Regions from separate parts of the Homo sapiens genome. Here all the other regions are linked to region 1. Evidence: chromatin loops called from intact Hi-C (ENCODE). Cell type or tissue: Panc1. All regions are shown on one strand.

Evidence for each region. A loop is a pair of places that touch in the nucleus more often than their neighbours do. Peaks named below come from ENCODE experiments on the same cell type or tissue, not always from the same donor. Only the 100,000 strongest peaks of a DNase experiment are listed, where the experiment ranks them.
Region 2: it touches region 1 in a loop (4-fold over the local background); 19 of 110 quality-filtered maps call a loop at or near these places.
Region 3: it touches region 1 in a loop (11-fold over the local background); 104 of 110 quality-filtered maps call a loop at or near these places.

What each region holds. Positions count from the first base shown.
Region 1 is chr2:202,174,366-202,182,365 of GRCh38, forward strand. All of the region lies in intron 15 of KIAA2012, which reads left to right. It also overlaps the pseudogene PSMA2P3. Among named protein-coding and RNA genes, the nearest start is that of SUMO1, 60 kb to the right of the region's middle. In Panc1, CTCF peaks have their summits at 4,192 (motif pointing left) and 4,407; a DNase peak (open chromatin) is centred at 4,176; H3K27ac peaks cover 253 bases.
Region 2 is chr2:202,101,287-202,109,286 of GRCh38, forward strand. It overlaps KIAA2012, which reads left to right. Exons shown (of 24, transcript NM_001277372.4): 8 at 1,660-1,828; 9 at 4,475-4,624. All of the region lies in intron 3 of KIAA2012-AS1 (KIAA2012 antisense RNA 1), which reads right to left. Among named protein-coding and RNA genes, the nearest start is that of KIAA2012-AS1, 12 kb to the right of the region's middle. RefSeq lists an enhancer at 3,099-3,188. In Panc1, CTCF peaks have their summits at 3,157 (motif pointing right) and 3,382; a DNase peak (open chromatin) is centred at 3,165.
Region 3 is chr2:201,856,620-201,864,619 of GRCh38, forward strand. All of the region lies in intron 10 of CDK15 (cyclin dependent kinase 15), which reads left to right. Among named protein-coding and RNA genes, the nearest start is that of CDK15, 54 kb to the left of the region's middle. In Panc1, CTCF peaks have their summits at 4,123 (motif pointing right) and 4,388; a DNase peak (open chromatin) is centred at 4,132; H3K27ac peaks cover 3,875 bases.

The DNA of each region.
Region 1 (8,000 bases):
CCAAAAAAAGGAAAGATGAAAGGATAGGAAGGAGGAAAATGACACTGGTATTATTTCCAGACTATATTATTACTTATATGGAAAATTCAAGGGACTCTACAGACAAGACATTAAAAGACAAAAGAATTCAGCAAGATTACTAAATACAGATCAATACACAGAAATCAATTGTGTAAAAAATAGTGTTTGAAAACATAAAGCACAATTTAAAAATAGAATTTAAAAGGAATTGTTATTATGGAAAACTGCAAACATACACAGAAGTGAACAGAGCAGCACAGTGAATCCCATATACCCATCTCTTGGCCAGTGTTGTTCACCTGTATCTCCAACTCCTTTCTCTCTCCCATGTTATTTTGAAACAAATTTTAGGCTCATATCATTTTATTCATATATACTTGAGAACATATCTCTCAAAGATGAGAAATGACTTTTTTTATTATTATTATACTTTAAGTTTTAGGGTACATGTGCACAATGTGCAGGTTAGTTACATATGTATACATGTGCCATGCTGGTGCGCTGCACCGAGAAATGACTTTTAACATAATCATGATACCATTATTACACCCAAAATTTAAATAATTCTTTAATATAATTGAATATTCAGTCAGTTTTCAAAGTTCAAATTGTCCCATAATTATTATAATTGTTTTGGAATTTGCAAACCAACTGTTTACAATTGGTTGATATGACCTTTAAATCTCATTGAATTTATAAGTTCCCTTCCATTTCTTTTTTTTCCCCCTTTTAGTGTATTTGTAGGAAATTGGGTCACTTGTCTTGTTGAGTTTCAATCTAGACTTTGCTGATTGCGTCCTCATAGTGTAGTTTAACATGTTTCTCTGTCTTCCACATGTCCTGTAAGTTAACACTTGGGTCTAGAAACTTGATCAGATTCCGGTTTGGTTTGGTTTTTCCTTTTGGCAGTCTATAAATTCAGTGCAATTTCAATTTTAAAAATCCCCAACAGGGTTTTTGGCAGAACATGATTAGCTGATATTAAAATTCATATAGAAAAGCCAGAAATAGTTGTCATGGTCTGAATGTTTGTGTCCCCCAAAAATTCACATGCTGAAACCTCATCACCAATGTAAAGGTATTTGGAGGTTGGGCCTCTGGGAGGTGATTAAGTCATGAGGGCAGAGCCCTCATAAATGAGATTAGTGCCTTTACAAAAGAGGCCCCAGAGAGCTATCTTGCCCCTTTTATCATGTGAGGACACAAAAGAAGGTGCCCTCCATGAACCAGAAAGTGAGACTTCCCCAGACACTGAATGTCCCCAGACACTGAATGTTCCAGCACCTTGATCTTGAACTTTCCAGCCTCTAGACCCACAAGAAATAAATTTCTGTTGTTTCTAAGCTACCCAGTTTATGGTATTTTGTTATAGCAGCCTGAACAGACTAAGATATTAGCCAGTATAATTTTGAAAAAAAATAAAGTGGAAGTTTGCCCTGACAAATATAAAAACTTATTTTAAAGCTGTAAAAAATAAAACTGTGTGCTATTGGCTTAGAGACAGACAGAAGAGAATAGAGAATCCAGAAATAAATGTGCCCACATATGGAAACTTGATATATGGCAATGGCATTATAAAGGGAAATAGTGGAGAAAGGATGATCTATTATTCACTATATAATTTTGAGACAACTGGTTATGCAATTTTAAAATTCTCACCTCACAAAATATCAGGTGTATTCAGGAGCTTAATGTCAAAAAGCAAAATTTAACTTTTAGAGGAAAATATAGCAGAATATTTTTATGAATTTTGGAAAGGAAAAAACTTTTTACCTATTATTCATAACACAAACCATAAAGAAAATTATTGATAAATCTTTTTTTTTTTTTTGGGACGGAGTCTCGCTCTATTGCCCAGAAAGTGCAATGGCATGATCTTGGCTCACTGCAACCTCTGTCCCCTGGGTTCAAGCGATTCTGCTGCCTCAGCCTTCCAAGTAGCTGGGATTACAGGTGTGTGCCACCAGGCCCGGCTAATTTTTGTATTTTTAGTAGAGACAGGGTTTCACCATGTTGGCCAGGCTGGTCTCAAATTCCTGAACTCAAGTGATCAGCCTGCCTTGGCCTCCCAAAGTGCTGGGATTACAGGTGTGAGCCACTGTGCCCCGCCAATGAATCTGACTATATTAAAGTTTGAAGTTTTCAACAAGACAACATGAAGTTAAAAGCCAAATTGCAGATTAGAAGGAGATACCTGCAATGCATGTAACCAACAAAGCATTAGTAACCAAAATGCAGCAGCATTTCTTCCCTCTACAAATAGGGAAAGAAAAAGACAATCAACCCAAAGGAAAAATGAGCAAATGATGTGAACAGGCAACTAACAGAAGAAGAAACACAAATAAATGGCCATAGAGAAAAAAAAGTTCTCCTTACTAATCAGGAAAATCCCAGTTAAAACAAAAAGATATCATTTCATATATATCAGACCAGCAAAAGTTTAAAAGTCTATAAACACTATTAATGAGGATATAAAGTTTTAGTAATTTAGAGCAATTTGAAAATATTCAATAAATTGAAGATGCATATATCCTGCATCCCAACAAGTTCATTCCCAGGTATCCTTTAGAGAAAGCATGTATGAACAGTGACTCACCTAAAAAGGTTCATTGAAACATTATTAATAATCATAAACAATTGGAAATAATCAAAATGGCCACCAATAGTAAAATGGATTTTTAAATGGTCACATATTTATACAACGGAATACTATATGATAGCTGAAAATAAAATTACATGTATTAATATGGGTTAATCCCAAAAGACTTATTAAGGGTTTTTTGCCTTATTAAGCAAAATAAGGCAAGTTGAACAAGTTACATAAATAATATCATTTATGTAAAGTTTTAATTTGTAAAAAATACTATATATTGTTTACATGTGCATGTATATGTAATACAGATATAAAAATATATATGAGGATTGATGAATATCAAATTGAAGAGACTGATTACCTCTGGGAGGGAGAGGGAAATGGGATTATATGTGTCTTAATCCATTTTGTGATGCTATAACAGAATGCCTGAGATTGGGTAATTTATGAAGAACAGAACAGTCTCCCACAGTTCTGGAGGCTGAGAAGCCCAAGATCAAGATGCAGGTTTCTTACTGTGTCCTCACGTGGTGGGAGGCAAAAAGGCAAAAGAGAGGGAACTCATTCCCACAAGCCCTTTTTCTTTTTTTAGAGATGGGGTCTCTCTATGTTGCCCAGGCTCAACCTGAATTCCTGGACTCACACTATCCACAGCCTCAGTGTCCCGAGTAGCTGAGACTACAGGTGTGCATCACTGTGCCCAGCCCACAAACCCTTTTTATAGCAGCATTAATCCATTCATGAGGATGGAGCCCTCCATGACCTAAACACTTTTTATTAAGCCCCACCTCCCAACACTGCTGCATTGAATATTGATTGAGTTTCCAACACACAAATTTTGAAGGAGACGATAACATTCACACCATAGTAGCATGTGATAAATGAAGTCTTGGACTGTGTCTTAAATGTTTGATTTCTTTAGAAAATGCATGACTTAGGCTGGGCACAGTGGCTCATGCCTGTAATCCCAGCACTTTGGGAGGCCAAGGCAGGCAGATCACTTGAGTTCAGGAATTTGAGACCAGCCTGGCCAACATGGTGAAACCCTGTCTGTAGTAAAAATACAAAAATAAGCTGAGCATGGTGGCGTACACCTGTAATCCCAGCTACTTGGGAGGCTGAGGCAGGAGAATTGCTTGAACCTAGGAGGTGGAGGTTGCAGTGAGCTGAGATGGTGCCATTGCACTCCATCCTGGGCAACAGAGTGAGACTCTGTCTCAGAAAAAGAAAGAAAGAAAGAAAGAAATGCATGACTCAAATATGGCAAAATGTTAAAATTTTACAAAACTAAGTGGCAATGAGTATACAGTATTTTTCCTATACTGTGAACGCTTAAGATATTTTATAGACTTTTAAAAAGTACTTAAAAGTTGTAAGTTATTCAAAGCACTGACTTCGTTTGTTCCAATACTTCCTAAATATCAGGTTATTTTACTAAGAGAAAAAAAAAATCACCCTTCTATGGCCCACATCCCAAAACTGGGAAGGTTTCAATTCTAATCACAATGGAAGTTTCACCAATGTACAACCTCAGCTTTTGGTCAATACAAATACGCCCTCTGCTGGTTCTATCATGCCCTGTCCCAGAGTTCAAAATAGTTGAGAAGAGCAGTGAAAGTCTTCAGTGAGAGTTTTTTCGCGCCAGTCATGTTAAGGAAAGAAATACTCACAGAACTACCCTTTGGCACCAAGATACTTTAATCAGCTTCTGCTCTCTGTTAATGTTACATATTATCCAAGACAAAATAAATTCCAAGGTGCAGCCCCAGTCAACCTTTCCAATTCCTCAACCACCTTTGCGCGTTAACAATCTTGTGCCCCTCTAAAGTCTGGTGGTTGATTTGAGAGACAGTGGACACCTCCCTGAACCTGAGTAGAAGTAGAAGAAAACCAAAGTTGCAAAGAAGCTCCTGGGCGGGGAAACCACAAAATAACATTGAAAAACAGATTAACTGTAGTATTAAGGGAATGATGCCAATGGAATAATGGGTGAACTTTTTCTTTTCAAATCTTTCTTTAAAAGTATAACATCTTCAAATAAAACTGAGAAGAAATAAATTAATTCATGCAAGAATCTACTTCTCAAGAGAGAAAGGCACTAATTGAATATTAGAGTCTTCCTTTCAAAAACAGTTTTGTGTTTTGAGGTTGGTTTTGTTTTAATATTCATCTTCCCCACTGGAATGTAAGCTCCCTTAGACCAGCATCTGTGTCTATCTGATTCAAATTGGTACAAATTTTCTAGGGAACAATTTGGCAGTAGGCATTGTGACTTAAAAACTGTACATACTTGTGCTTTGGCTCTTCGGGTAAAGATGGCGGAGCGCGGTACGGCTTTTCGCTGACTACATTCAGCCCGTCTGATAAACTTGTCCGGATTGAATATGCTTTGGCTGCTGTAGCTGGAGGAGCCCTGTCAGTGGGAATTAAAGCGGCAAATGGTGTGGTATTAGCAACCGAGAAAAAACAGAAATTCATTCTGTATGATGAGCGAAGTGTAGACAAAGTGGAACCAATTACCAAGCACATAGGTTTGGTGTACAGTGGCGTGGGCCCAGATAACAAAGTGCTTGTGCACACAGCTCGAAACTAGCTCAACAATACTATCTTGTGTACCAAGTGCCCATTCCCACAGCTCAGCTAGTGCGGAGAGTAGCTTCTGTAATGCAAGAATATACTCAGTCAGGTGGTGTTTGTCCATTTGGAGTTTCTTTACTTGTTTGTGGTTGGAATGAGGGACAACCATATTTATTTCAGTCAGATCCATCTGGAGCTTACTTGGCCTGGAAAGCCACAGCAGTGGGAAAGAACTATGTGAATGGGGAAACTTCCCTTGAGAAAAGATAAAATGAAGATCTGGAACTTGAAGATGCCATTCATACAGCCATGTTAACCCTAAAGGAAAGCTTTGAAGGCCAAATGAGAGGATAACATAGAAGTTGGAATCTTCAACGAAGCTGGATTTAGGGGGCTTACTCCAACTGAAGTTAAGATTACTTGGCTGCCAGCCGGGTGGGCGCGGTGGCTCATGCCTGTAATCTCAGCACTTTGGGAGGCTAAGGTGGGAAGATCACCTGAGGTCGGGAGTTCAAGACCAGCCTGACCAACATGGAGAAACCCCATCTCTATTAAAAATACAAAATTAGCCGGGCATGGTGGTGCATGCCTATAATCCCAGCTATTCGGGAGGCTGAGGCAGGAGAATCACTTGAACCCGGGAGGCGGAGGTTGCGGAGAGCCGAGATCGCGACATTGCAGTCCAGCCTAGGCCAAAAGAGTGAAACTCCTCCAAAAAAAAAAAAAAAAAAAGAATTGCTTGGCTGCATAACAATGAAGTGACTGAAAAATCCAGAATTTCAGATAATCTATCTACTTAAACATGTTTAAAGTATGTTTTGTTTTGCAGACTTTTTCATATGTATTTCTACATGGCTTAAATCGACTGTTTTTAAAATGACACTTATAAATCCTGATAAACTGCTAAACCCACAAAAAATAGACTGTACATCCTTTAATCAGAAATATGAACAAAGAGTAAATTTTTTAATAATCAAAACATTCCTGACCAGATGCTGTGGTTCACACCTGTAATCCCAATACTTTGGGAGGCCAAGGCGGGTGGATCACTCGAGGCCAGGGTTTAAGACCAGCCTGGCCAACATAGCAAAACCCAGTCTCTACTAAAAATACAAAAAATTAGCTGGGCATGATGGTGCATGCGTGTAACCCCTGCTGCTCAGGAGGCTGAGGGATGAGAATCGGTTGAACCCAGGAGGTAGAGGTTGTAGTGAGCCGAGATCGCACCACTGCACTCCAGCCTGGGCGACAGAGCGAGACTGTCTCAGAAACAAAACAAAATAAAAATTCCTTTCAAGGATATTCTATGCAAAGTTCTTTATGGTTATAAAAAATAGAAGCGATATGAATTTTTAAAATTACATGTTTGGTTAAGTCACTTATGGTACATTCATACGATAACATACTGTGCTGCAATTAAAAATTTTTTTTGAGACAGGGTCCCACTCTGTCTTTCAGGCTGGAGTGCAGTGGTGCCATCACAGCTCACGGCAGCTTCGATCTCCCAAGCTCAAGCGATCCTCCCACCTCAGCCCCCTGAGTAGCTGGGATGACAGGCTTATGCCACCATGCCCAGCTGATTTTTCTATTTTTTGTAGAGACAGGATCTCACCATGCTGCCCAGGTTGGTCTCAAACTCCTGTGCTCAAGCGATCTGCCTGCCTCAGCCTCCCAAAGTCCTGGGATTATACACATAAGCTACCACATCTAGCCTAAAATCATTTTTAAGAACATTTAGGCCAGGCGTGGCAGCTTATGCCTGTCATGTCAACACTTTGGGAAGTTGAGGCAGGAGAATTGCTTGAGGCCAAGAGTTTGAGACCTGCCTGAGCAACATGACAAGACCCTGTCTCTACAAAAAGAAAAATTTTAAAACATTAGCTGGGTGTGGTGGTGTACACCTGTAGCCTCAGCTATTCAGGAGGCTGAGGTGGGAGGTCCCTTGAGCCCGGGAGTTCAAAGTTACAGTGAGCTGTGATCATGCCACTGCACTCCACCCTGAGCAACAGAGCGAGACCCTGTCTCTAAGAATAAAAAAAAAAATTAAGAATATTTAATTATATGGGAAAGTTGTAATATAAAAGTAGATTAAAATTGAATATACACTAATCAATTATATGGAAATATGATATTCATTAGATATACATGAAAGCAAATACACCAAAATATTTGCAGTAGTTGTATATGGGTAGAGTGAGAGAGCATGGTGAGATTTTTTTGGTTCTTGTTTGTTTTTACCGTGTGCTGGCACTGGTTTAGGCACTTTCCTTGTATTAACATATCTCTTGCTACTTTTTTAAAGCAGCTTTATCAAGGGATAATTGACATACAATAAATTAGACCTTTTCAAATTGTACAATTCCCATGAAACCGTCACCACAATCGAAATACAATATTCATCACTCCCAAAAGTTTCCTCATACCTCCCCTATTCCAGCCTCCTTCATCCCCAGACAACAACTGATGTGTTTTCTGTCACTATAGATTAGTTTGCATTTTCTAGAATTTTATATAAATGGAATCATGCCATATGTACTTTTTTTTCTTTATTCTTTTTTTTTTTTTTTTTTTTTTTGAAATGGAGTTTCACCCTTGTTGCCCAGGCTGAAGTGCAATGGCGCGATCTCAGTTCACTGCAACCTCCACCTCCCGGGTTCAAGCCATTCTGCCTCAGCCTCCCGAGTAGCTGGGATTACAGGCTTGCACCACCACGCCCAGCTAATTTTGTATTTTTACTAGAGATGGGGTTTCTCCGTGTTGGTCAGGCTGGTCTCGAACTCCCAACCTCAGATGATCTGCTTGCCTCAGC
Region 2 (8,000 bases), 73 kb before region 1:
AGGGAGGTTGTTTACAGTCTGTTCAAGATTTTCTCAGATTTCCTGTGTCTGAGTTGATCTAAACCTTTCCATCCACACCAGAAGGGCCTCTGTCTTCCCAGGTTCCTTTGGTGCAGGAGTGAACAGCAGGCTTGACCTGCCAAGCTCACCACAGGCCCAAGGAAAGCCCTCGACTTTGCTCCTGGGTCAGGCCAGAACTGAGCCAGGCCCAGAGGAAAGGAGTCCCTTCCCTCAACCCATGTATATGGTTTCACAGAGGAAAGCAATATTTTCCACCATATTAAAACTCTGTGTAAGTTTTTAATTAGGATAAAGAAATTAAGTCTTGGCTCGTCAGCCATACCTCACACAAATCATTTGAGTTTCCACATTGATTTCTCAATGCAAACGTTGTCAAACAAAATGCACAAGGTCAGTATTCAAAAAAGGGCAGTTGGTGTGGGCAGCCGGCACCTGGACAGTGAGGGTCTCCAGGATCATAAAGATCCTATGTGCGTGTGTTTGGTTTATCATTTTCTTAATGTCTCAAAATTATAAATATTACCCTGCATAGATTTGGTTGAATTTCCTTCTTCAATCAACTCTAAATACATAGGTTGCTTATGTATGCTTCTGATCTTTTTTTTTCTTTTTGAGTACTAAAAAGGAGACACTAGAAGGGTGTCTGACTTCCCAGATTTCTTTGGCCCAGGAGCAAACAGCAGGCCTAATGCTTTTATTTTTCCTCCTATGAAACTGAACTCCTGAAACCAGAACATGTACACATTTCACAGAGCCAAGTTCATATGTTAAAAGTTGCAAACTAAAAGGAGAAATTTTCAGCAACCTCTGAATAATTAGAAACAGGAGGCTGTTACTACTACCCCCAGTGAATCTCTCATACACACACACATACACATACACGCACACACACACACACTTTTTGGGGGACAGAAAAAAAACTGGACAAAGTTGCTGATTCTGACACACAATGATTCTTTTTCAGCTATGTTCATATTACATAAGTATGAAAAACTTCAATTTTTCTGCTAGTGGCTAGATAAATGCTAACGAGAGGAGAGTCTACTCTCAAAGAAATATGGAAATAATCCTAGTTTCAAACACTATTATAATTGCATATATTAGCTCATTTAATCCTTACAACAACCTTATAAGGTAAGTAGTATGATTACTCCTGTTTTACAGAGGAAGAAATTGTAGCTTGGCTTAGATAAGGTCAGCAATCACAAATGCTATTTCCTGCACCTTCTTAGTGGAAAGCTTGCTCAAACAATGTTCTGTACTTTGCTTTTTCCCTTAACAGCATATGCTGAGATTTCTCCCAATCAGTTCAAAGAGATCTCAGCTATGTCATTTTAGTCCGGCTCAGTCTTTCCAGCTGCAAGAAAAAGAAAGACTTTATATCCTCTCAAAGGCTCTTAAACTGAGCATGTTTATAATTCTCAGAGGATTCACAGGCAGGATTAACAGGGGCATATGCTGGATCCCAGGAGACCAAGTGGCACCACTGAAGTCAGATACCGGCTCCCAGCTGGATTAGCTTACCTCTCTCAGCAGCTCCTGGTGCAAGAGATACAATAAGAGACAGTATCGTTTGCCCCTGCAGGCAGCAGGGTTTGGATACCTGCCATGATCGTTTTGTTTTTAAATTTTCTCCAGGCACCAAAGGCTTTGAAATTACCTCCTATCTCAGAAGAACCACCCAGAGTCTTGGAGCCCCTGAAGAGCCAATTTAAAGCCAATGAGCCCCCAACAGAGCTCTTCATCTTACCGGTGGAGATTCATTACCACACCAAACAACCCCCAAAAGAGAAAGCCCACAGAAGAGGTAGGTCCCGGGTGCATGGGCACTCCTGAGGGAGAGCCTGGGATGGGGGGTCCTGCCACTTCTACATGCTCCTACATCATGGCTGACGTTCCCTATGGTCATCCCCTTCAGAGAATATTTTTTAAAGAAGGAAAAAGGATAAAATCTAGAAGAAGATCTCTTCTGATCATATTCAATTGGATTTTTAAAATATTTATTATACCCTTCATTAAGCAATGCATTTTGTTAAGCTGTGGAAGAGAAAGGAAGACAGGTATTTACATAAGTAAGTCCAATGCACCATAGGTGTTATAAAAGGGCAAGAATTTTTCAGGCAGCTTACAAAAAAATAATTGTATAAAACAAGACAACTAAAATTGAAATTGGAAAAAAAAAAACCTGGGTAAAAGGAGTAGAGAAATAGATGTTATCAGACATCTGAGATGAATTCATGGTTTGAAGTAAGTACTGGATTTAGCTGAGTTTCCTGGCAGCCAAGGTAAAAAGGACACTGGAATCTTTACACCTCCATTTTATAAAAGAAAGATAAAAGTTTATCCAAAAAGTCATTTTCCTGATTTTGAATTAGGTTATTTTGTAAGGGATGACCTCTATAATCTTTGCCACAGCAGAGATTATGTGCTTCTAAGCAAAGTTCTAAGAGAATATGAGCAAAGGAGTTCAATTCCAACTGGCGACGTGGGCTTTTTAGGGGAGGCTTCTGAGTGACCTCTCATCCTGTGTCACAAGGAAAAACTCTTTCTGACTTTCCTTTCATTCCATAGTACTCTTGTTTAAGACACATTCTTGCTCCAGGGACTTCTCTGGGCCCTCTGGGGCAAAAAGTGTCCTAGTTTTGACAGGGGTCCTAGTTCTGAGTTTTCTAGAAATTTCAGCAGAGACTGCCACTGGCTTCTTGGAGAGTTTGACTCCTGGGAATCACACAGGCAGCCATTTTGTTCTAAGCCTGTTTGGACTTCTTACTGGAAAGAATGCCTAACGGTGGAGCTTAAAAGACCAATGGAAGGGGACATGAAGGAACTTTCTGGGGTGATGAAAAATGTTCTCACTCTGGGTTGCTTGTATGGATTATAGATTTGTCAAAACTCATTGAACTGTGCACTTAAGATCTGTGCGATTCACTCTATGTAGATTTTACCTTGCCAAAAAAAATTACTCAGCTCCCTAAAAAAAATAATAATAATAAATAAAATCAACAACACAGTGTTTTAAAATGCAGGTCATCTTATTCAGGTGTGGTGAGGCCAACAGATCAGGAGACAGTTGGCACTGAAAAGATAGTTTGTTACTCACAGTTCCAAGAGGAGGAGGCACACCACACCATGCAGGGCCACACGGGGGCGCACCAGCCTCCAGGAGGCAGAAGGCAGGGAGCACAGGCAAGAGGCTGTATTGTGGTTTTCACAGAAGGAATATGGGCAAGGCAGAGCAAGCAGCCTAAGCAGATTTAGAATTGTCTAGTTTGAATAATTCAGCCAGCTCTGCAGCATAGGGGCTATCCCTTGCTGTCTGGTACTGGCCCTCTGATAATTACAGCAGGCAGATAGTAGCCTGGGAATGTTAAGAGTTTGATAAAGGAGGTTGTTGAGGGTCAGGAACTCTGGGTTGGTTGGGGTGCATATGACAGGTATGTTCCCAGGTGAGTCATTTACTGTGTCTAGGAATTGGCCAGCCCTGGGAGGGACAGTCAGGTCCCAGACATCAAAACATCAGAATGAAAAGATACACTTAATAAAAAGACAGACAATACTATTCACAAGATTGGGTTCGATCTGATTATTTTCCATGATGACCCTGATAGGAAGGTGAGGAAAACCACCAGGCCATCATGAACCAGATTCTTAAAGCCAGATGCACTGAGCTTACCAACACACTGACAATGAAACACAGGAATCGGGTACAAAGACAGTGAATTCATGGAGTTCTTCCCCATTTACATGTCATAAGGACCCTCCTTTAAAAGCATCATGAGCCTAACTCAAAATGTGTTAAGCAAAAATAAAGAAAAGGAAAGGGGAAAAAGGAAGGAAAGATGGAAGGAAGGGAGACACAGAAGGAAAAGGAAAGAAGGAAGGAAGGGAAGAAATGAAGGAAGGAAGGGAAGGAAGGGAAGAAAGGAAGAAAGGAAGGGAGGGAGGGAGAGAGGAAAGGAAGGAGGGAAGGAAGGGAAGGAAGGAAGGAAGGAATTTGTTCATGCAAGAATCAGGTAACTGCAGGACTGGCTGAATCCAGGCCTCAGAAAATATGTGTGCAGTACTTTTCTCTCAACTCTGTTAGCCTTTCCTCTGAAGCAGGCTCCTACCATGAGGTGATAAAGATGTCTTCCTGCAATTCCATGCTAATCTCCTTCCTGTTAACCTCTATAGGAAGGATATGCCTCTTAAAAGCTCTTGCAAAGCGCAGAAATCACCCCGATTGACCAGACTTGGGCCATGTGCCCACCCCGGAACCAATCTCTGTGGCTAAGGCAATGAGGTACTCTCATGCCAGGCTTCAGTTCCATAGCCCTCTCTGGAATCAGCAAATGGACACTGCTCCAACCAAACCACATGGTGTGAGCAGGGAAGGGATAGGTCCCCAAAAGAAGAGACATTAGGCAAAAACAACAGACCTCTGCTACAATTCAGCCTCCTCTTTGTCTCCTAGGTGCTCCACACCCTGAGTCAGAACCAGAAAGCAGCGAAGAATCCACACCTGTGTGGAGACCTCCCCTGAAGCATGCGTCCTTAGAAACACCATGGGAGTTAACAGTGCATCTCCCAGTGGACGCGAGCAGGGACACACTCTCACCTCAAGGTAGCTCCTCCCTCCCTCCAGCATCCCTCGGGAACCTCACTCTGAAGGGAAGCAAGGCAAGACACACAAGGGTCCACAGCCAAGGAAAAGGAGTCTGGAAGGGAGGTTAGTTCACCAGCAGCCACTGGAAGATGGCCTTTGTGCAGGCAGCAGCTGCCTTCACCAAAGTGCTGCACTAAAACTAACAGTGTCCAGCTCACCAGTTACTTACTCCCTAACTCATCCCACTGCTAATATTTTAACAGTGTCCAGCTCACCAGTTACTTACCCCCTAACTCATCCCACTACTAATATTTTAACAGTGTCCAGCTCACCAATTACTTACTCCCTAACTCATCCCACCACTATTTTCTGGTTGCAGATGTAGAAAAGCGTCAAACTTACCAAAAGTTTCCTGCATGCCTTATAGTTTATCCTGTATTTTTAAACAATGAAATTTCATTTCTAATCTGTTTATAAATATGTATTTATTCATTAAAAAGTCCATAATATCGGCGGGGTGCGGTGGCTCATGCCTATAATCCCAGCACTTTGGGAGGCTGAGGTGGGCGGGGATCACTTGAGGTCAGGAGTTTGCCAGCCTGGCCAACATGGTGAAACCCCGTCTCTACTAAAAATACAAAAAAATTAGCCAGGCATGGTGGTGCACACCTGTAATCCCCGCTACTCGGGTGGCTGAGGCACAAGAATCACTTGAACCCAGGAGGCGGAGGTTGCAGGGAGCTGAGATTGTGCCACTGCACTCCAGCCTGGGTGACAGAGCAAGACCCTGTCTAAAAATAAAAAAAAAAAATTTTTTTTAAAAAGTCCATAATATTGATAAAAGTCTTCACTCCAATTTCCATGACGTGGACATTTGAAATTATACACATGGGTGCATCTAAGTGTTTGTGTTTATGTGTTGGATAGGTTGGAAGTAACAAGCCATATTTAGAAAGCTCCCCATTTTCAGAAAACTGAGCCTCCTTTCCAAAGGGCACGTGCAAGATGACAGTATCACAGATGTCAAGTGACCTCTGACTACTGGTATCAGAAATAGGAAGATGCACATTAATGTGTTTGGAGTTCTTCCTCTGTGCCAGGCACTGTTCTTAGTTTTCAACGTATTCTCTCAGGTACTCCTCACAGCAATCCTCTCCTCCTTTTACAGATCAGAGAACGGAAGCCCTGAGAGATAGGTAGTATGTTTGAGGTCACATAACTATAAGTGGCCTCACTAGGATTGGAGCTCAGGGCTTCCAGTGCCAGAATCCATGTTCTTACTCATTAGACTACATTCCCTTTCAGTATAAGCCCAACATTGTGACTTTTCTAACTAATACCAAAAAAAAAATAAAAAAAGAATAAAAGAATAAACCAAACAATGAACCTAGGTCAGGACGTTCTCGAAACATTCAGGTTTCGAGAATGTCCTTTGATTATTGAGGCAGAGGCTTATTTGGTCTATCTCTTAAGTGGGAGTTAATTATCCTAAAGACTTTAATGTTTCCTTTTTCAAAAAATCCAAATATCGGCAGAGATCACTCTGCAAATAGAGAAAAAAGCACCTTTCTACTTATGGGCCACAATGCGAGATGCACAGCTGGAGCCACGAGATAAAGGACACTAGTGAATTTCATCTTCCATAGTGTTCATTTTGCACTGCCCTACATTTGTTTTGAGCTGCCATGACCACCAGGAACTGAGTACCAGAACTTGTCCCTCCTCTGCCACTCTGCCAGGAGGAAACTGGTTTAAGAAGCCCCTTGGTATAAATTATGCATGCGACTGAACCTGGGAGTAAATGCAGAAAGAAAGGGACCTAAAGAGGCAGTTCCAGCTGGGCGCAGTGGCTCACACTTGTAATCCCAGCACTTCGGGAGGCCAAGGCGGCAGATCACCTGAGGTCAGGAGTTCGAGACCAGCCTGACCAACGTGGTGAAACCCCATCTCAACTAAAAATACAAAAATTAGCCGGGTGTGGTGGCACACACCTGTAATCCCAGCTACTCTGGAGGCTGAGGCACAAGACTTGCTTGAATCCAGGAGACGGAGGTTGCAGCGAGCCAAGATCACGCCACTGTACTCCAGCCTGGGCGACAGAGAGAGGCTCTGTCTAAACAACAACAGCAACAACAACAACAACAAAGAGGCAGTTTTTCATGGCAGTCTTCACATAGAGGTCCCTGCTGCACGGGCATATTGATGCTGAGTGGGACTGCTCCATTGCCACGGAGGCGACACATATTTATTTACTTGCCTAGGCCTGGATTACTTCACCTCTAATACCACAGAAATGAAGCCAGCTTTTATGTATGCATCCACACATATATATTTTTATTTTATTGCTTAACCATCTGAGAGTAAGTTGCAGACATTGTACCATTAATCCCTTATCAGCACGTATCTCCTAAGTCCAGGAATATTCTCCCTCCTAGCCACATACAATTACCACACTCAAGAAAGCAAACACTGGTGTAATAGTACTTTCTAATTTCTAATTCATAGTCACATTTCTCTATTTATACCGATAATGTTCCTTTATAGCTTTTGTTCAACCTAGAATTCAACTCAGGATCATGCATTACATTTAGTGGTCCCACTCTTTAGAATCTTTTCATCTAGAAGAGTCCCCCAGTCTTGTTTTTCATGACATCGACATTTTTGAAGAAGATGGGCCAGTTGCTTTGCAGAATTACCTTCGATTTGGATTTTTCTATTTCCTCATAATGAGATTCAGATCAAACCTTTTTGGCAGGAATATCACAGAGGTGATGTTGTGTCCCTCTCAGCCCATCATATCAAGGGATGAAAAATGTCAGTTTCTTCCACTGTAAGTGATGTTAAATTTTATTATTTGGTTAAAGGTGATATCTGCCCCATTTTTCCATTGTAAAGACACTTTGCCTCTTTTTAATGAATAAGTAGTCTGTGATAATTTGAGACCACATGAAGCCAATTTTTAAACCCAAATATTAATAGCAACTATTGTTTTACATGTGAAATAAAGACCACTCCCTCTGAAAGAGGTGAAGCCGAGGCCTCAGTCACTTGGGTTCCTGGGTTTCCTGCTTCCTAGAGCAGGCCCTGTTGCTGTTGAGAAGAGAAAACAGAAGCAGAGTGTAGGGTATGCTCTATGGAATGCTACCATCAATCCTGATACCCTCTGACTTCCATCTGGAAGGTAGCACTTTTTATTTAACCCTGAGGAAGGAATGCAATCATTGACTCTGCCTAGCACAACTACTTTTTGTTCAGAAATCTGTATCCAATAATCTCATCAGCTCTAAAGCTGGGATCTCCCTAGTCAGAGCCTTAGGACTAGGGTTGGAAGGAGTTTGCACCCTCTCCAGTCCTCCTTCCATCTCAGGATTTCATCCGTAAGATGAGAATAAAA
Region 3 (8,000 bases), 320 kb before region 1:
GTGGCTCTCATCTTTTCCTGCCCTGCCTGTACTTCTCCCTGTCCACTCTGTTCTCTATTTTCCCTCAGCTTCCTAACTGAGAATGCCAGCAGAAGTTTAGAGTCACAGATGGATTGTAGGAAACAATTTGGATGATGCCAATACAAAGCTACTGTGGTGGGCATATGCTGCTCCCCCAAACTTCAGACATTTGGGTTTCAGGTTGGTCCAGGCAATCAACAGTGATCCTTAATACAAAATGTCTTGGTGAGAGCAATAATCAAGAAACTTGGCCAAAGTGCTTCCCTGCCAGATTGTGTGCTTAATAAGATAACTGGGTTCCGGCCGGGCGCGGTGGCTCACGCCTGTAATCCCAGCACTTTGGGAGGCCGAGGCGGGTGGATCATGAGGTCAGGAGATCGAGACCATCCTGGCTAACAAGGTGAAACCCCGTCTCTACTAAAAATACAAAAAAAAATTAGCCGGGCGCGGTGGCGGGCGCCTGTAGTCCCAGCTACTCGGGAGGCTGAGGCAGGAGAATGGCGTGAACCCGGGAAGCGGAGCTTGCAGTGAGCCGAGATTGCGCCACTGCAGTCCGCAGTCCGACCTGGGCGACAGAGCGAGACTCCGTCTCAAAAAAAAAAAAAAAAGATAACTGGGTTCCAATAAAACAGAGAAAATATGTTACATTTTAAAAAATTTTCTGTTGTTTCAAAACAATGTGCAGTTTTTCTATATAAGAAGAAAAGTCTCCAGGCCCAACATCCATAGGGCTCATCATCCATTGTTTTTCTTTTAAGTTTTCAATTTAATCCAAATAAGTCAAAAATTTTCAGGTACCTACTATCTGCCAGGTGCTGTGCCGTGCGCTGGGGCTACACAGATGGAGAGGGTGCATTCTTGGATCTCTAGTGTTTGGGTTTGGATTCATTCACCCACACTCTTTCACCAGTTCTCTTTGTTACTGGGGTGCTCATTTGTGAGCCCTGCTTCCATGGCTTGGAGAGTTTGTGGCTGTGGGCCAGGCTGAGCTTATGGAGCAAAGGGAGTTGGAACCTTAGCCATAGACATGATGTCTAAACCTGGATTTGGAAATCTTAAAAGTCCAGCCTATCTTGGGCCATGGGGTCAGTATTATTGATAACTCAATCCCAAGGACTGTGTTTTAAAAGGGTCTCCAACATCTGCATTTCAGGAACATCCTCTTACGTGAGTCAATAAGTTCCTTTTGAGCCACCCCCTACCCATCCCCATCCCTGAGCTGCTGTGGCTTCTAAACACTTGAATGTCAGTGATTAAGGGGAGCAGAAGACAAGCTGGGAGCCAGGAAAGTGTCACAGATGAGCACCGTGTCAGCAGCATTCTGGATGAGCTTCCCATTCCTTTCCTTTTCATTCTAAGTAGTCCTAGGAGCCCCCAAACTTTGAATCAGCCAGTACAATTTTGAGGGAGTCCAGTTGTCCGGAACTTGGGAGAACCATCCAGTGTCCATCTACACCCATGCCTCCATTTCTAGGCCTTATCTGGACACCTCTAGGAGGACAGCAAAGTTTCCATTTGTACAGCTTTTAAAAAGTCACCTGATGCTGACCCAGTCGGATTTCTCTGACAGTTAACTGTTTTCTTGGAGCTTTGATGAGCAGGGTTGTAAGTTTTCTAGCCATCAATTCAGATTCTAGTGCCTGATTAAACCTGGGCAAGGTAAGAGGGTTGTATAATTTTGGAAACTTGCTTTTCCTTCCCTCCCTCCCTCCCTTCCTTCCTTCCCTTTCTCCCTCCCTCCCTTCCTTCTCTCTCTCTCTTTCCCTCCCTTCTTTCCTTCCTTCTCTCTTTCACTCCCTCCCTCCCTTCCTTTCTGTCTCCCCCACTCCCCGTTTTAAGCAAGCTGGCTGAGAACTCTGTGTCCTCCACTTCAAAGGGCCAGTTGTCTTATTTTGATGTGGGCAGATTGAAAAGTAGGCTTTGAAAAGTAGGCGCTTTTTTTGTTTAATCTTTTCTCTTGGGATAGCTTTCAGAGCAATATATCCAAATGTCAGTGAGGGGGTTCTGACGAGCACGGATTCCCAGACTCTCAGCAGGATCATTCTCTAACAGAAATATAAAAGTGAAATATTAAAAACCCTGGAACGTGAACTCCATCTGCAGAGTACCCAGTGTCTTGCCTGCTTTCACCAAGGGAAAAAAAATAAATCTTGAAAAAAGAGGGAGGAGAAAAAAGTGTTTTGAGTAAGAGGTTTACAGGTTTAGTAGAGCATAGTAACATCCCCTCAAAGAAGTGGGTGTTGCTCTGTGACCCCCCAAAACGCTCCTCCTTTGACTCAGCCGCCAGAACACTCACCCTCCTCCGGCAGCACACCCCCTTTTCACATGCTAACTGAGGCGCCCGTGATTGGCTGAACAATAAACTGGTCACACTTGCTAAAGGGCTGCCGTCTTTCACACAATTAGCCAAGACACATTAATCAAGCTGGCGGGCCGGGGCTGCGCGGGCCTCCTGCAGTGGGGGAGGGGAGAGAGTTTGGTGAGTCTTAATAATACTCCACAGGAAGCAATAAAGAACCGCAAGCTGGAGAGGATTCTGCTATCAGAAAGTTGGAAGAGTTTAAAGCCCCAATGGATGCCGTAGCTAGAATGGACAGGAGTTGTGGCGCTGAAGATCCCAGAAACTTAGAGCAAATTGAATGTTGGTCTTGGCTAAAATCTGCTAGTAGAAGACAGTATTGTGCATTCAAATGGCGAACCTCTAGAGACATTTTTACAAAGTTCCTTTAGCCTTCTTAGCTCTCCCTACCACTCCCACGAAAATGCACTCAGGAGCCACTCCGCTTTGAAGACTGAAGCCCTGGGCAGTGGCTATGCCAAACCATACAGTGTAGGTTTCACCATCAGAACCAATAGAAAGGAGGAATATACAAGAAGCAGAGAATACCATTCTGGATGAGATTTCCATTCCTTTCCATTTCATTCGAAGTAGTCATAAGCACCCCCAAACTTTGAATTCAGCCAGTACAATTTGAGGGAGCCCAGCGGGGAGCCCAGTCGAGAGTTCTCTCAATTTAGAACAAATTAAGAGAAAGTATTAGCTGGAAAGGTATTGGTCCTAAACTAAGCATCTGAAGGGTATTAAAAATAGTTAATTTTGGGAGAGAAAAAGTTAACATTTGTATTTTTAATAATATTTTCTGATTTTTCTTTCTCAAATTCCCTTTAAATAGATGTTCCAATGGCAATACAGAGCTGATAAGATCATACCTTAGAAATCAGTTTGCTACAGAATCATGTAGAGCTTTTAAGAGAATCAACTAAATATTTAGACATTTCTCAACTAAAGTAAACGGAGGCCTTACTCCTCTGGAGGTTGTCCAGTCACCATCTCATTAGATGCAAAGATCCTGCGATAAAGAGAAACTTTTTTTCTTGCCTACATGATTGCAGCCCAGTTGTGGTTTTTAATGTGTCATTGATTGTTTCATCCAACTCCTTTTGCTCCACTGAAAGGGTCTGTCATAGCTCTGTTTGCTTCCTTAAACACGGTTTTTGAAAGCGCTCACGCTGTGTGAGCTCAAATCCTAGCATTAATGTACTGCTGGGTTCATTTCACCAAACTCAAAAGCGCTGAGTTTAAATCCCTCTCAATTCCATTTGAGGCACCAGAAGACTTTATCCTTCTCCACTAATGGTTCCAAGTTTACATCTAGATACTGGGGGTCAAGGACAGGAGAGGATTTAGAAATAACAGTGCATGACATTAGTCAATGCATTTGCCAAATTGGCAATTAGTTCCTGATGTGCGTGCAAAGCATTTTATTCCTGTCTCTTTGATGCTTGTTCCCATAAAGAAGGGAATAGGGTCCACAGAGGCCTTCAAACTTTTAAAGAAATATCTGCTGAAAATCATGCCTGATTTGTGACATGAGCTCAGCCGCAGGGAAGCATCCGGGATTATCCTGGTTATTTTAGTCCTAGGAAAGAACACTGCACGTGGGAAGTTTTTCCACTAGAAGAACGTAATGAAAATCAAAAGGCAGGAAAGCGGTACTAAAAGCCCTGCAGGGACCAGAATCAGATGTACCATAAGCGACAGGCCAAGGGATGCCCAGTTGTTTTTCAGTATGCTTGCTTTATCAACTTCTGACCACCAGGTGGAAGCAAGAAACAGCATGGATGGCATACTGACATCGGACAGCATCGTACTGCAGCAATGCAGCCTTGTTCTAGGAATGTCTCATTTTGACCTTAAATCCAGTGTGAGAGCTTCACTGCGTCTGAAACCACTATGAGACAGAAGATGATTAAAATGATCCTTGTCCCCACTGGGATGATAAAGAGCTATTCTGCTTTGGGCTCAATGAGTTCTGAGCAAGTCTCTGTGTTTGCTGTGAGCACAAGCTAAGGTCTGCATCTGGGTCGGCATCAGCTTGGTTGTATGAGCTATTAGCCAAGGGAGTTATTCAGTGGGTTGAACTAAGGGGAAAGATATTGATAAAAGAGGCTTTAACTGCAGGCATCAATTCATATGGAACTGTAAGTCCAAGCTCCCCCTTTTACTATCTGGGGTAACTTGAGGAAGTTACTTATTTCCTAGTTCTGTAATCTGCAAAATGGGAGAAATCCTATCATTGTAAAAGTGTTTCCTATGTGCCAGACACAGAACATACACAATTGCTAATCCTATTACTGCCTGCCAAGATCGATGCTGGGTGGAGTAGCCCGATTCTACAGATGAGGAAACAGAGGCTTTCTCCTAGGCTCACAGAGAGGTGTATACTTATTGGAAATGGCTGAAATCTGCATCCAAACCTTGTTCTCCTTTCATTAATCATGTTGTATCCCTCTGTCTCATTTTGCAGGATGAGTCTGAAAAATAAATTATATTGAATTGCATCTGCTATAGTGCCTAACTTTTAGTAGGTACTCAATAAAAGTTCCCATTCAGTTTTTTTTGTTGGTTTGTTTTTTTTTTTTTCTTTTTTTTTTTTTTTAGATGAAGTCTCACTTGTCACCCAGGCTGGAGTGCAGTGGCATGATCTCGGCTCACCGCAGCCTCCGCCTCCTGGGTACAAGCGGTTCTCCTGCTTCAGCCTCCCGAGTAGGTGGGAATACAGGCGCACGCCACTGAACCCAGCTAATTTTTGTATTTTTAGTAGAGACAGGGTTTCACCATGTTGGCTAGGCTGGTCTCGAACTCCTGACCTCAAGTGATCTACCTGCCTCAGCCTCCCAAAGTGCTGGGATTACAGGTGTGAGCCACTGCCTCCATTTGGTTTTTTACACAGTGTGGAAGTTCAGCTGCTCAGTGACTTGCCATGGTTCAGACCCAGTGACAGGTGTGTGAGAACTGATGCTATCTCTGCTCCCTTAGAAATATTGGCTTTCTTCTAGAGGTCAGAAATACCTCCAGGCACCAGAACTGACTTTTGTTTTTACTTGCATGGCCTAAACCTTGCCTGAATCCGCACATCCTAAGAGCTGACTCTGAGTTTTCAAATGCCTACCTAAGTCAGTTGTGTGCCCGTTAAGGCTGTTCTTATTTGGTGATGGGTCCATTCTGCTCCCCACACCTAGACTGCAGTAATATGTCTGCCCACTCTGTACCCACAGGGCCTTTCCCTGGGAGAATCCTTGTCATCTACATGCTACATAATGGGTATCTAGTAAGGGCTACTAAATCACAGACAACATTAGTGTTACCATTGTTAATTTCACCCAAACATGGTATAGTGGAAAGAGTGCTGAAGTTTTCTACAGAGCACACCTGACCACTTCTAGTGCTTCTAGTATTTTACACAAGCCCCCTACCTGGCACATAATAAGTAGTCAGTAGATATTTGTGAAATGAAATCAATGACTAAGAGTTAGAAAACCTGAGTTCTAGTTCCAATTGCACCCTCTTGGACTCTAAATAATTCTTATTGTCTGCTTTGCAAAGAAGAACATGTAAGTTATTATTCACCTTAATAATGGTAATAATAATTGAGGACTAACTATGAGCTAGACACTTTACATATTTTACTTTACTTTGATTCACAACAGCCTTATCAGATAGAGACAATGTTGTAAACCCTACTTTACTGATGAGAGAGCTGAGGCTTTGAGAGAGGTATGTGACTTGCTTAGGGTCACCTAACCAGGAAGGGGGTGACCTAGAATATCCACACCTGTTGGACTCCAAGTGGGTCGTAGCCGTATTCCACTTTACCTTAATTATCAAAGGGCAGATATAATGATTTGGTAATTAAAACAGTGCCCTAGACTGGGGACTGGCCATAAACTTTTGCAGGTTCATTTCCAAATGATTATGTCTTTCCACCCAGACGTGATTTTAGAATCTGTGAGCCTGGCGACATATTTCAGGAGTGTAATCTGAGTGGAGTTCCTACCCTGGGACTCCAGCAGCCTCCCTCGCTACAGCTAATGAAGCCACTGGCGTTCACTGAATCTATGAACCTCGATTGGGCTCATTACTGTCTCACTTCTGGAGCGCTGCTGAAAGCTCCTGGGGAGTTACTATTAACATCTTTATTAACCCGTCCCCCAAATCAGTCAGTGAAATTAATTTAGATACACAGCCACTTTGATCTTCATTAATGGTTGCTTCTAGTTTCTACATTTATTTTTAGTTTTCTCATCTTTAATTTATTTGGTGTCAATTATTAGTTTTTATTGAGGGAGGAGTAGATGATCTTAAAGTAATTAAGATTAGGAAAAATTGCAAGTGAGTGAAAGCAGGTAAAAAGTATTTTTTCTAAAGTAAAACTCCAAGAATATATACAATTTTAATTTATTAATTAAAAAATAATAAATAAATGTTCTTAATGTTAAAAAGAAATAAAAGTTCCTTCCAAGTTGAAGAATAAAAGAGGCCTGCCTCAAGGTGCCAAATAACATGTAAATGGCTCAAACCAGAGCCTCCTTCTCCATGTTTATGGCCAGTGCTTTGCACCATCAAGCTCTGTAAAACACAGAGCTGGGGCTGGGTGTGGTGGCTCACTCCTGTAATCCCAGCACTTTGGGAGGCCGAGGCGGGCGGATCACTTCTGTAATCCCACCACTTTGGGAGGCCGAGGCGGGTGGTTCACTTGAGATCAGGAGTTCGAGATCAGCCTGGCCAACATGGTGAAACCCTGTCTCTACTAAAAATACAAAAATTAGCCAGGTGTGGTGGCAGGCACCTGTAATCCCAGCTACTCAGGAGACTGAGGCAGGAGAATCACTTGAACCCAGGAGGCAGAGGCTGCAGTGAGCCAAGATCATGCTGCTGCACTCTAGCCTGGGCAACAGAGTGAGACTCCATCTCAGAAAAACAACAACAACAACAAAAGAAACACACATAAACAGAGCAGGTATACAAGTGGGCTCACCTGAGTTACTTTAACGTTTTTAAAGTAAGGTTTAATATATTTATTTCATTTTTATTTTTCATCCAACCATCTACTTCTTATTTATTCAGCAAATATGTATTGAATGCTAGGTACTAGGGACTGAGAGAGTAAAAAATAAATATGACACTGGTACCTGCCTTCCAGGAATATAGTCTAGAGGGGAAAATAAATAAATAATACAATGTGGGAAGTATACTACAGCAGCATTGCCTGGGGATCTTTAAGAAACTAGGGAAATCTTGGACTTGGCTGTGATATGACAAGAAAGAACAGGAAAATAAAAGAAAAGAAGGAACTAGGGAAATGGCCCTCTTAATTTGGGGAATTTAGGGATAGTTTTATTTATTTATTTTTTGAGATGAAGTCTCACTCTGTCACCCAGGCTGGGGTACAGTGGCGCGATCTTGGCTCACTGCAACCTCCGCCTCCAGGGTTCAAGTGATTCTCGTGCCTCAGCTTCCCAAGTAGCTGGGATAACAGGTGTGCGGCCCCATGCCCAGTTAATTTTTGTATTTTTAGTAGAGACGGGGGTTTCACCATGTTGGTCAGGCTGGTCTCTAACTCCTGACCTCAAGTGATCCACCCACCTCGGCCTTCCAAAGTGCTGGGATTACAGGCATAAGCCACCGTGCCTGCCCT